Regions from separate parts of the Homo sapiens genome. Here region 2 is linked to region 1. Evidence: chromatin loops called from intact Hi-C (ENCODE). Cell type or tissue: ascending aorta. All regions are shown on one strand. Region 1 holds the start of HSPA12A (heat shock protein family A (Hsp70) member 12A). Region 2 overlaps HSPA12A (heat shock protein family A (Hsp70) member 12A).

Region 1 (5,000 bases):
GAATCAGATGGCCTGGGTCCCAAACAACACTTCCCAGATGTGTGACCTTGGATAGGTCACTCAACCTGTGTTTGGATTTCCCACCCAGGAAGGGGAGAATGCTGGTAACAGGTTTGTTGTGAGCCTTTAAAACAATAAAATAATGCACGCTCTTTTCCCAGCAATGAGGAAACCTTAGAAATAAGTGTAGGGGCCAGGGGCAAGCCAACTCTGCTCCTATGCAATACTATTCACATCCTCCATTTTACAGATAAAGGGAGAGGTGCCCAGAGGCACAGTGAGCTGCCAGGGACAGCCCGCTCTTCAGGTTGGTCTCTGTCCTAAGTCCATGCACCTGGAATTCTCACTGGCCACCTTGAGCTGGAGATGACTGGAAGTGAAGAAACAAATACTCCAGAACAAACGCAGAAGAGCGGTGGCAGGTGGCTCGGCACACCAGGTATGGGTGTCCCCATCCTGGACAGGATTTCTCCCAGCACCGTGTGTGTGTGTGTGTGTGTGTGTGTGTGTGTGTGTGTCTGTGTGTGTGTGTGTGTGTGCGTGTGTGTGTGTGTTAGGATAGGGGTGCTGAATTTGATTTACAAGACAAAACAGTGTTGGGAAAGGTGTGGGGAGTGGGTACACATTCCTGCCCACTTCTGATTTGACAAATCCTATGCCCAACCTTGTATTTGGTATCATCGCCCACCCTATCCCAGCATGAGAGGCAAGAAACTGGCTCAGTAATTCTCAGGCTTTAGCAATTCAACGCCCCTACTTATCGTCCTAAAAATTTTTTTATTTTCTGACTTAAAGGAAAAAAGTAAAAAAAAAAAAAAAAAAAAAAAAAAGAGTCAATCCAGTTGCTGAGTGATGTTCAGACAAAGACAGCTGCCAGTCCATTGCCTGCGTTCACCAGCTGAGGAAGAGTACAGGCGGGGACTGGGTGTGTGTTTGGGGACGGCCTGGGCTCTCCGCTGCCTCTCCCTGGAGTGAGCCCTGTCAGGATCCCCCACCCGCCACCCTGCACTCCCCCACCACTGCAGTGCCGCGTGGGGAGGCACCTCCCTGATCCGCAGGAACAATGGGCTGGGGTGGGGGCAGGTGCGGCTTGGAGTGCAGCAGAGGGTGGGGGCCGCAGGCCCGACAGCAAGACAGGGAACCCAGCGCAGATGGTGGCTGTGCTGCCACTGGACTCAGTTTCTCCAGCTTTTGGGGCCCCGCAGAGCCAAGCGCTCGTTTCGTGGCTGAATCTCCCTTGCGTCCCGGCATTTTAATATCATCCTCGCAGGCGGCTTGCCTGTCGCTCCCGGGAAAGATGCCTGGGCCGCGCTCCTCTCCCCGGCGGCCGCTCTCGCCGAGGCCCTGCAGGTCAGGGACGCGCGGCGCCTCCATGCGCCCAACTTTCCCCACTTGGGACCCACAGGAAGACTGGAATCCTGGCCAGCCGGGCCCTCCGTGGGAGAAGCCTTGATTTACAGCCCTGGGCTCCGAAACCTGCTCGTCCTCTTCCCGCAACCCCCTTCCCCGTCCTCTCCGGCTCCCCCACCCTTCGGAGCCCTAATCACGCTCCCCAAAGAAAGCGGCCCTAGCACATCTGCAAAATGCGAGCGTCTGTCCTCCGCACTGGGTGCCTCCCCCTGCCCCCCGCAAGGAAGGGACCATCGAACCCCCGCCGCTTCACCCTTCCCCAGCCCAGTGAGTCCCTGGGGATGGGCGGGGAGGTGGGTGAGAAGCCCTTCGGCCGCAGCTGCAGCCCCCACTCCTGGCTCGAGCGTCCGGCCGGGGTGGGATGGGGCGAGGGAACAGGTCCAAATCTCCGATTTCCCCCAGGCTCCCACTCCTGCCTCGCTGAGTCACGAAAATTACCCGCTGGGGCCACCCGGCCACCCGGCGGCGGGCCCTTTACCCAGCCAGCGCCGGCCTCCGCAGCCCATCGCGCGGGGGCTGCACACGCGGGGCGGTCCTCACCCGCACGCGCGACCAGCCCCGCAGGAGGCGCCACCCGAGGCAGGGACCAACCAGGCGCCTCAGCGGGGGCTGCAGTCCCCGCCGCGGAGTCCGCACCCTGGCGGGGCGCAGAACATGTGACCCGCGGGCCGTCTCCGGTCCACCGGACCCCGGCCCCCGGCCCCGCTGCTGCTGACCCCGGCCCCGCCCGCCAGAACTGGATGCAGCGCGGGCGTCCCCACTTTTCCACGGCGCGCGAGGGGGTGCGGAGCGTTGGGCCAAGCGCGCCTCCTCCCTCCCTGCCCCGCCAGCCGCGGCCGCAGGACCCGCAGCCTGCGCTCACCTCGGGGCCCGTCGCTGCCGCCGGCCTCCTTGTCCGCCATGGTCGCGCAGCCCCGGACCGCGAGGGGAGCCTCCAGCGCAGCGCCCGTGCCCGTGCGGGTCTCTGTCCGCGTCCGCGGCGGCGCTCGGGCCGTGTCTGAGCCGCCGGGCAGCGGGAGCGCTGCTCTGACGCGGCAGCCGCCGCAGCCACGGCTCCTCCCCGGGCCCCGCCCCGGCCCGCCCGGCGCCCCGCCCCTCCGAGCTCGGGCCGGCCGGGAAAGGTCGGGGAAGGCGGGCGCGGGGAACTGCCTGGCTCCGGAGCTGCGCTCCCCGCCCGCCCAGAGCGGCCCGCCGAGGCCCGGCCTCTCCTCTCCCGGCTTCGGGACCGAGCGGTCGCCCCGCAGTCGACCGCGGCGGGGGTAGTGGCGCGCCCGGGGCTGCGCTGCGGGAGCGGATTTCAGGCCCTCGGGGCCCCGCGGCGCGTCCCCTCTTTGGAAGTCACCGAATGGCCAGGCCTGGAGCCCTTCAGCAAGCCCAGCGCGCCCGGCGCTCTCCCGAGGACGCCCGCGCCAGTCCCCACCAGCTTCTGTCTGTCCCCCAGGGTCCCAGGGGAGCGGCCCTGGGCCGGCGCAAAGGCGGGCTGGGTGGACCCCGGCGCGGGCAGGACCCAGGCCGCAGACCAAGGACCTGCGCGGGGGCCGAGCCCGGGGCACCGCCTCCAGGCCGCCTGCGGGACTCCATGGCAACTCCGGACCCAGGGAGGTGCTTGCCCCGGAGGCTGAGTCGCGCCTTCCATATATGGGATCCAGCTGGGCCCTCCTTAGAAGTCTGAGAATAACGATATTAATAATGCAAGGCTTCAGTTGTGAATGATTCATACTCCCTGTCCCCAGCTCCTCCACACACACGCGCCGCTGGCACCTGTTTGGGCCTGGCCAGGCACCCCCTGGGTCCGCGGTGTCACCACCCTGCCTTGGCAAACGAGGGCAGTAATAGGAATCCGAGGAGCACCGTCACTGGGTCGTTTCCGGGTGCCTGGCACTGTGCTACCTGCCTGGTGCTTTACCTCTATCTCCTTTCCTCCCCATAACTAACATTTTGCAGATAAGGAAGCTGAGGATCGGCAGGGTTACAATATCACACCCAGCAGGTGAGTCGCGGAGCTGGGATTCCCACCCAGCTGTAACCACCAGCATCCCTCACTTCCAGAGATGGGTGGCATTTCCCAAAGATCACCTAGGGGAGGCTTCATCGTACAATCCCGTTCTGGATGACGGAGTGGGCAGAGAGCTGCTGCGAGAGCGTTATGGATGACGGAATGGGCAGAGAGCTGCTGCGAGAGCCTGGAGACCAGAAGGTGATGGCAGAGTGACAAGTTCAAAACACAAAACTTGTCTTCTGTCTGCCTGCATTAAAAATCCCAAATGGACAGTTCCTGGCTGTGCATGAAACCACAGTCAAGTTATTTAACCTATCTGAGCCTCAATATTCTCATCTGCGAAATGGGTATAACAGGAGAACCCACTTCATAAAACTGAAGATTAGATAGACTATGCATGTAACATGCTTAGCTTGGGATCTAGCACATGGTAAAAATCATTAAGTCACTGATGGCCCCCGAGGGCCCTTCCTGCCTACGTGCCTGCGACAGCCTGCCCACAGCTCCCCCGCCCTCCTGTCTCACCCCTTCAGTCCATGCTTTGTGATCTGGTCTGTCCCCACCCTACTCCAGCTCCAGCTACAGCCGCTCTGATTCTTCAATCCCTCTCACCCACCCCTGCTTCTCTTATGCTGGTATTTCAAAGACATGAAAATGTGCTTGATGCCTGGATCACCCGTCCTCTCATTTCACCACCACCAGCAACCTAAGAACTTCTCCTTCTCATCATGGACTGCCCAACTCCAGGAAGGCTCCCCTGCATACCCATGCTGGCCAGGGGGGCCCTCCTCAGTGTCCTCAAGGCACTCGTTCCTCCCCATCAGACCAGGGCATCAGGACATTGGCCTTGACAGCCTGTCAGAAGCAGCAGAAACCCGTAGCCCCTGCACATCTGCCTCCTGCTGTGGAAGGGCCTTGGGCGCCACGTGCCCTCATGGGACTCCCAGCCACAGTGACATGAGGGTGCGTGAGAAGGATGGGAGGTGACATGCAGGCCCCAGTGCTGGGGGCAGAGAGCAGAACACTTTTGATTTGCAGGGGAGCATGAAAGGCAGCGCACACTCTGCCTGGGATTTGCCCTCACGGCCTTCATGCTCATCACACTAATTACAACGCGCCCTGCTGAGCACACCATCCAGCCCGCCAGCGAGGGGCTGTTGTGGTCTCACCTAGTTCTCATGGTGGCCCTTGCGGTTTTGCAGGAGAGGAAAAGGAAGCATTCAAAGGCTGAGGCACCTGTTCAGGCATCCTCTGGCCATCAGCAGCAAGGCTGGGGTTCAAGGCTCAGCACGCCACATCAAGGAAGGGTTCCCACCTTCCTCCCTGGAGTCTTCTTCCCCAATAGCAGCCAGAGAGAGAGCATGTCATTCTCCTGCTACCAGGTCCTACACAAATTGGCCTCCTGATGCCTCAGTGACCTCAGCTCCTTCCACTCTCCCATTCCCCCCAAAGCCCAAACACACACAGGCCCCACCTGGGGGGTCACTCCCCCGGACACATCCTTCAAGAGAATCAATCACGTGGCTTGCTCCTCCCAGAACACTCTATCTAAAACTGCTGCCTCGCCCCCACTGGGAAGTAAGTCCCAGGA
Region 2 (5,000 bases), 51 kb before region 1:
TCAGAAAGGGAGGCAGAAGAAGCTGCGTCTCCATGTTAGATGAGAGGATCATACATATGGGAGCAGCATTTATTTAACACGTTTCCGGAGCCTACTAGAGTTACACATTTTAGGCAAAATGCCCTTTGATATAAACTGGACTATTTCCTATCCACAATCCCCACAGCTTCAGAACAGTCTCCAGTTCTAAGTCTTTTCTAAAGGCCTCAGAAGAGGGATCAGCTGTTCTTTCTGTTATCATCTTTTCACTGAATGCTCTTAAAGGGTCTAAAGATGGCTTGAGTCTGTGAATTACAAAAGATAAAGGTTTAACCCATCTTTTCAACAAGCACTCAACTCAAGGCGAGTTTCTGGAGTTTCACCGATGAAACTGCATCTGTGCACCCTCTCTGCAGCCTTTACGGGCAGTGAGCCATAGCCTGCCCCAGCAGAGGCTCCAGAACTCCAGACCTGCTCCTCACAACATCATCTCCCAGCTCTGCTTCCAGGCTGCTTTCTCCTCCACCTGGCAGGTGGGAGGTTCAAGTTCAGCCCCCACCACTGCCCAGAAACCTGTGCTCAGGAGGCCTTTGATAAGCCTGAAAGGAGGGGCTCCATTTTCCCCACACAAGCAGAGTAGACGTGACCAGTTCTCCAACTGTCCTACTGGAGTAGCCACTCTACCTCATCCTTCCAGCTCTCCTGCCTGAAGTTGGGCCCATGGGATGGGATGCACTTTGGGTAGAAGGGTCAGTGGGCAGCCACCGCCTTGCAGAAGGAGACAGATGACCACCTGATTTAATACCTTTCACATACATGGGTGCCTGGTGAGCACTCGCAGAAGCTGCTAGGCTGAGAACTATGTTCTGTGCTCAGACACTGTATTAGTCAGGGTTCTCCAGAGAAACAGAAGCAGTAGGGCATACAGACACACAGACAGACAGACAGACAGACAGACAGATAGATAATTATAAGGATTTGGCTTATGCAGTTATAGAGGCTGAGAAGTTCCAAGATCTGCAGCCAGCAAGCTGGAGACCCAGGAGAACCCACGGTACAGGTTGGCAGGCTCGAGACCCTGGGACAGTCAATGTTTAAGTTTGAGTCCAAAGGCAGGGGAAAAAAAAAAAAAAAAACAATGACCCAGCTCAAAGGCAGTCATGCAGGAGGAACTCCCGCTTACTCGGGAGGGTCAGCGTTTTGCTCTATTCAGGCCTTCAACTGATTAGATGAGGCCCACCTTCCTCAAGGAGGGCCATTGCTTTGCTCAGTTTATTGATTTAAATGTTGAACTTTATCACAGGAACACTCAGGATAATGACTGACTAAATATCTGGCATCCTGTGGCCTAGTCAAGTTGACATATAAAATTAATCATCACAGGTACATATCTTTCTTATTCTGTATAATAATGGGGGATGGAGAGAGAGTAGAAAGATGTTAATTTTGCTCATAGAGTTGCAAATTTCACTTCCACTTTGTCCTAAGACTCTCCAGAAGACAGGCTAAAGAGACTACAGCAAAGTCTGCAGAGCAACTGTGCCTCCCAATACACCCCTCTCCCTAACCCAAAAGTATGCAAGGCTTCAGTGAACCATTTGGCTGGGAGCAACCCAGGGGCCAGATCCCTGCCTTGGTTGGGTATAGAATCCAGTGCCTACCACGGTCCTGACAGAGAGATAGGCCTCTAGTTTAGGTTTGTTTAATGAATAAATAAATGCATGAACAAAAAAAGCAATTGAATGATCGCCGCCCTCTTTAAATCCACTCAGCGGCTGTCAATGGAACAAAGCAAGTATCAAATCAGAACTGCAAAGGATCAAAAACGAAGCTGCAAAAACACTGTACCAAAGTTAGCCAGCATCGAGGAAACAGCATGTCTCTGGACTTCCGAAAGCAAATTCCCCACATTCATAAACACAGCTCACATCTGTCCTCACCCAAGAGCTGCAGGCCTTTTTCTCTCTGGGGTACCTATTTGATTCCAACAACCCCCAGGGATTTGGTGCCCTCCACTGTGACTCCCCAGTGTGAGGGCCCCACACCTCTTGTCCCACCTCCTAGAAGAGCCAGCCCAGGGCTCAAACTCCCCTGACAGATTCACCAGCCACTGCACCTCTCTTTTTTTTTTTCAGGCTATAAATAAGAATTGACCTTTTCGTGGGTCACACATTTGTTGCTGAAGTCTTCCTGTGGGGCTGGGAAAAGAGTCAAAACCATGAATCTTGAATATTCTTCCTGGGAAAAACTCAGAACGCCAGGTGGCGTCTCTGCAGACAGCTGTGTCCCGATGCCCCATTTCTGGGCCCTGCCGGAAGGCTGACACTATGGAGCTTGTGCTCCGTGATGCCCAGGGCTTCTGTGAATGGCTAAACTGCATTTTGTAATTCTCTTTTTAAAGAGCTTGCCTCTTTCTGGAGCTTCCACCCTCTTCCTTCATCCCTATAAAAACAGATCTATTTTTGGCAGGTACATACACTGAGCCAGATTCTCACACTGCAAGGAGGCAGGGGAGTGCAGGGGAAGCAGCCTGGGGAAGGGGAGAGAGTGCAGGGAGGAGACGACTCGCCCTTGACTGCACGCAAGTTGAACTGTGTGCTACTTGGAGTCAAGCCTTCCGAGTGAGCGCTGAAAACAATTCATGGTGCTGAGGTTCCCATGGCCATTCAACTATGCTGGGGCTCAGGGTTGACTCTGTGGGTTTTTTGTAAAGAAAGTGTCACAAACAAAATCAGAGGTACGTCTCCTGGGAAAGGTGGGCAGGATGCTTCCTGAGAGTCATGACAGTGGGGAGGGGACATCTAATGACTCTGGTGACTTGCCACACAACCCAGCCTCAGCTGAAGACTCACAAAACTGACTCTCAATACACAGAGAGCTGACCCAGGCCCCAGGCGTGGGTGTTCATACGCCCAGGGGCTTAAGTGCAACAGGAGCCAGCTCTGTCCTGTCCCTGGGACCATAACAACAGGTGAGCATGGCTCGCCATTCCTGCCTGGAAGCCAGATCCTCACAGCAGCCGCCCCTAGTGCCCACAGGGATGGGCTGGCCACTGGCACTGGAGCATCTGTCTCCCTGGCCAACAAGCGCCTGTGCCTGGTATGCCCCTTGGCCATGCCACTGCCCTCTGCAGGGGTCTGCCACCTCCAACACCCCCCCGCTGAGTGAAGTGTGCAGGGAACAATCACACTTCCCTTCTTTTCTGCGGCAGACATGCAGTTTTCAGCCTCCACACCAAGCTGAAAATGCCTGGTTCGTGGCCAATGGCCTTGGCTTGCTTGCTTTCTTGTTCAAATATTCCTGTTTCCCAAGCCTTTCCCTTAAGGTTCTCACTTCATTTCACCCACAGAGAAATGTCTCTGAACCACAGCTTTGAAATCCTAGCCCTGGAGACTCCGCAGTAGAAACATGACCTGGAAATGTAGAAAGCCAGGAAGGAAACCGAACCCAGCTCTTGTTGTGGGACTGACCCCCATGGCTCCCCCAGGAGGAAGCTGAGGAAAGGGATGGCTCCTTGTCTCCCAGCTCCCACCCTGGCTAGGGGAGCCTCCTTGCTGCCTCCCATGGAGGCCAGTGAATGTGGGAGGTACCTGGGCGGGGCTACAGTCACCACCCTGGACATCTTGAGTCCTTCTCCTCCGGCTTCCACCCGCCCTGACTCTACCCTCACCTGGTAGGCAGCTTGTCTCATGAACTGCTTGGCCGGCTGCTTCCAGATGGCAGGCACCGTGATGACCCATCTGACATCAGAGTTCTCGAACTCCGAACCCGCCTGGTCACTCAGCTCCTGAAGCCAAGGGAAAGAAATGCAACAGGTCAAGTGGCAGCTGGTTCCTGGAGCAGCCTCCTGTGGCTTCACTGAACCCAGGCTTCCTGCCATGAGCTCTTCAGGAGCCAGTTTCAGGGTCCCCCAAACTTACCAGCATCAGAGAGCAAAGATCTGTTTCCTGAATATTCTGCAAGCCGGGAGCTCTAGCCCCTTTCCCTCACTGAATGGGACCGTGGGCTGGAGAAAGGAGGATCAGAGGAAATCCCTTTGGCCACTTCCTAATCATGTGACTTTGGACAACTGACAACCTCTTAGGCCTCAGTTTCCATATCTGTGCAGTGGGGATTATAATGCCAAGCTCCAACGATTGTTGAGAGGATTGATGATTTATGGAGAGCTACATTTACTGAGTGCTTATCACGTATCTGCCACCTTATTAAGCACTTTGCATACCTTGTCTCTATTCATCCAGTCAAGAATCCTGTTAGGAAGGGAGTCTCACTGCGCCCCTTTCCTACAAATGGGAATACTGAGACTTTGATATGCTCAGTACCTTTTTGACCACTGTGCAGTTAGAAAGTAGCAGAGCCAAAATTTAGACCCAAAGCCTAGTCTATCTTGACTCAGCAAAGGTCTGAGTTGTTACACGTGGTCCCATAGGTAAACAGTGCCTGGCCCACAGTGATGCTTACCAGCCGGTGGCAGCTGTCATCATTGTCATCTACCTTATGCAAGGCCAGCATTATCAGGGGCATTTTCCCAACAGGAAGGGAAGGCTATGAATGATATGACCTCATCAAGAACCATGCGGCCCTTAACTTTTGGTTAAGGTTAAACGACATCACTGAGGCCCATGTTGATAAAGGGGCTGGGCAGAAGCATCAGAGGTTTCCACCTGGTTCACGGGGACAAAATATGTCGCTGGAGGACTTCTTAGACTCAGTATTCCCATCTGCGCAATGGAGATCATAAAACTAACTCACAGCATTGCTGGCGAGATTAAATGAAAACACATGAGGGAATGCTGGCCCAAAGACCTCTGATAAATGCCAGTTCTTTCCTTCCTTTCTCTTCCCCTTGCCACGTTCACCAGACAAATCTGTAATCAAACCGAAACACACACCAAGGCACTTCTGTGTCTAAATCAGCTCTGGAGAGACAAGAAAGATTAATAGACTGATGAAAAAACAAACAAACAAAATTGCTGACACTGTCTCATTTTTCCTATTGTTTCAAACAGTTATCTTGGGTC

What was found. Hi-C counts contacts between places; a loop is a spot of excess contacts. Peaks named below come from ENCODE experiments on the same cell type or tissue, not always from the same donor. Only the 100,000 strongest peaks of a DNase experiment are listed, where the experiment ranks them.
Region 2: it touches region 1 in a loop (4-fold over the local background); 52 of 110 quality-filtered maps call a loop at or near these places.

The regions. Positions count from the first base shown.
Region 1 is chr10:116,740,158-116,745,157 of GRCh38, forward strand. It overlaps HSPA12A (heat shock protein family A (Hsp70) member 12A), which reads right to left and starts at 2,409. Exons shown (of 12, transcript NM_025015.3): 1 at 2,273-2,409. The coding sequence starts at 2,312. RefSeq lists enhancers at 2,274-2,978, 2,979-3,682 and a silencer at 2,274-2,723. In ascending aorta, no CTCF peak of the experiment used is centred here; DNase peaks (open chromatin) are centred at 1,404, 1,905, 2,474 and 3,064; H3K4me3 peaks cover 2,959 bases; H3K27ac peaks cover 2,653 bases.
Region 2 is chr10:116,688,702-116,693,701 of GRCh38, forward strand. HSPA12A (heat shock protein family A (Hsp70) member 12A) reads right to left here. Exons shown (of 12, transcript NM_025015.3): 6 at 3,650-3,766. Among named protein-coding and RNA genes, the nearest start is that of HSPA12A-AS1, 21 kb to the left of the region's middle. RefSeq lists an enhancer at 2,398-3,136. In ascending aorta, a CTCF peak has its summit at 2,237; DNase peaks (open chromatin) are centred at 2,260 and 3,202; H3K4me3 peaks cover 682 bases; H3K27ac peaks cover 2,468 bases.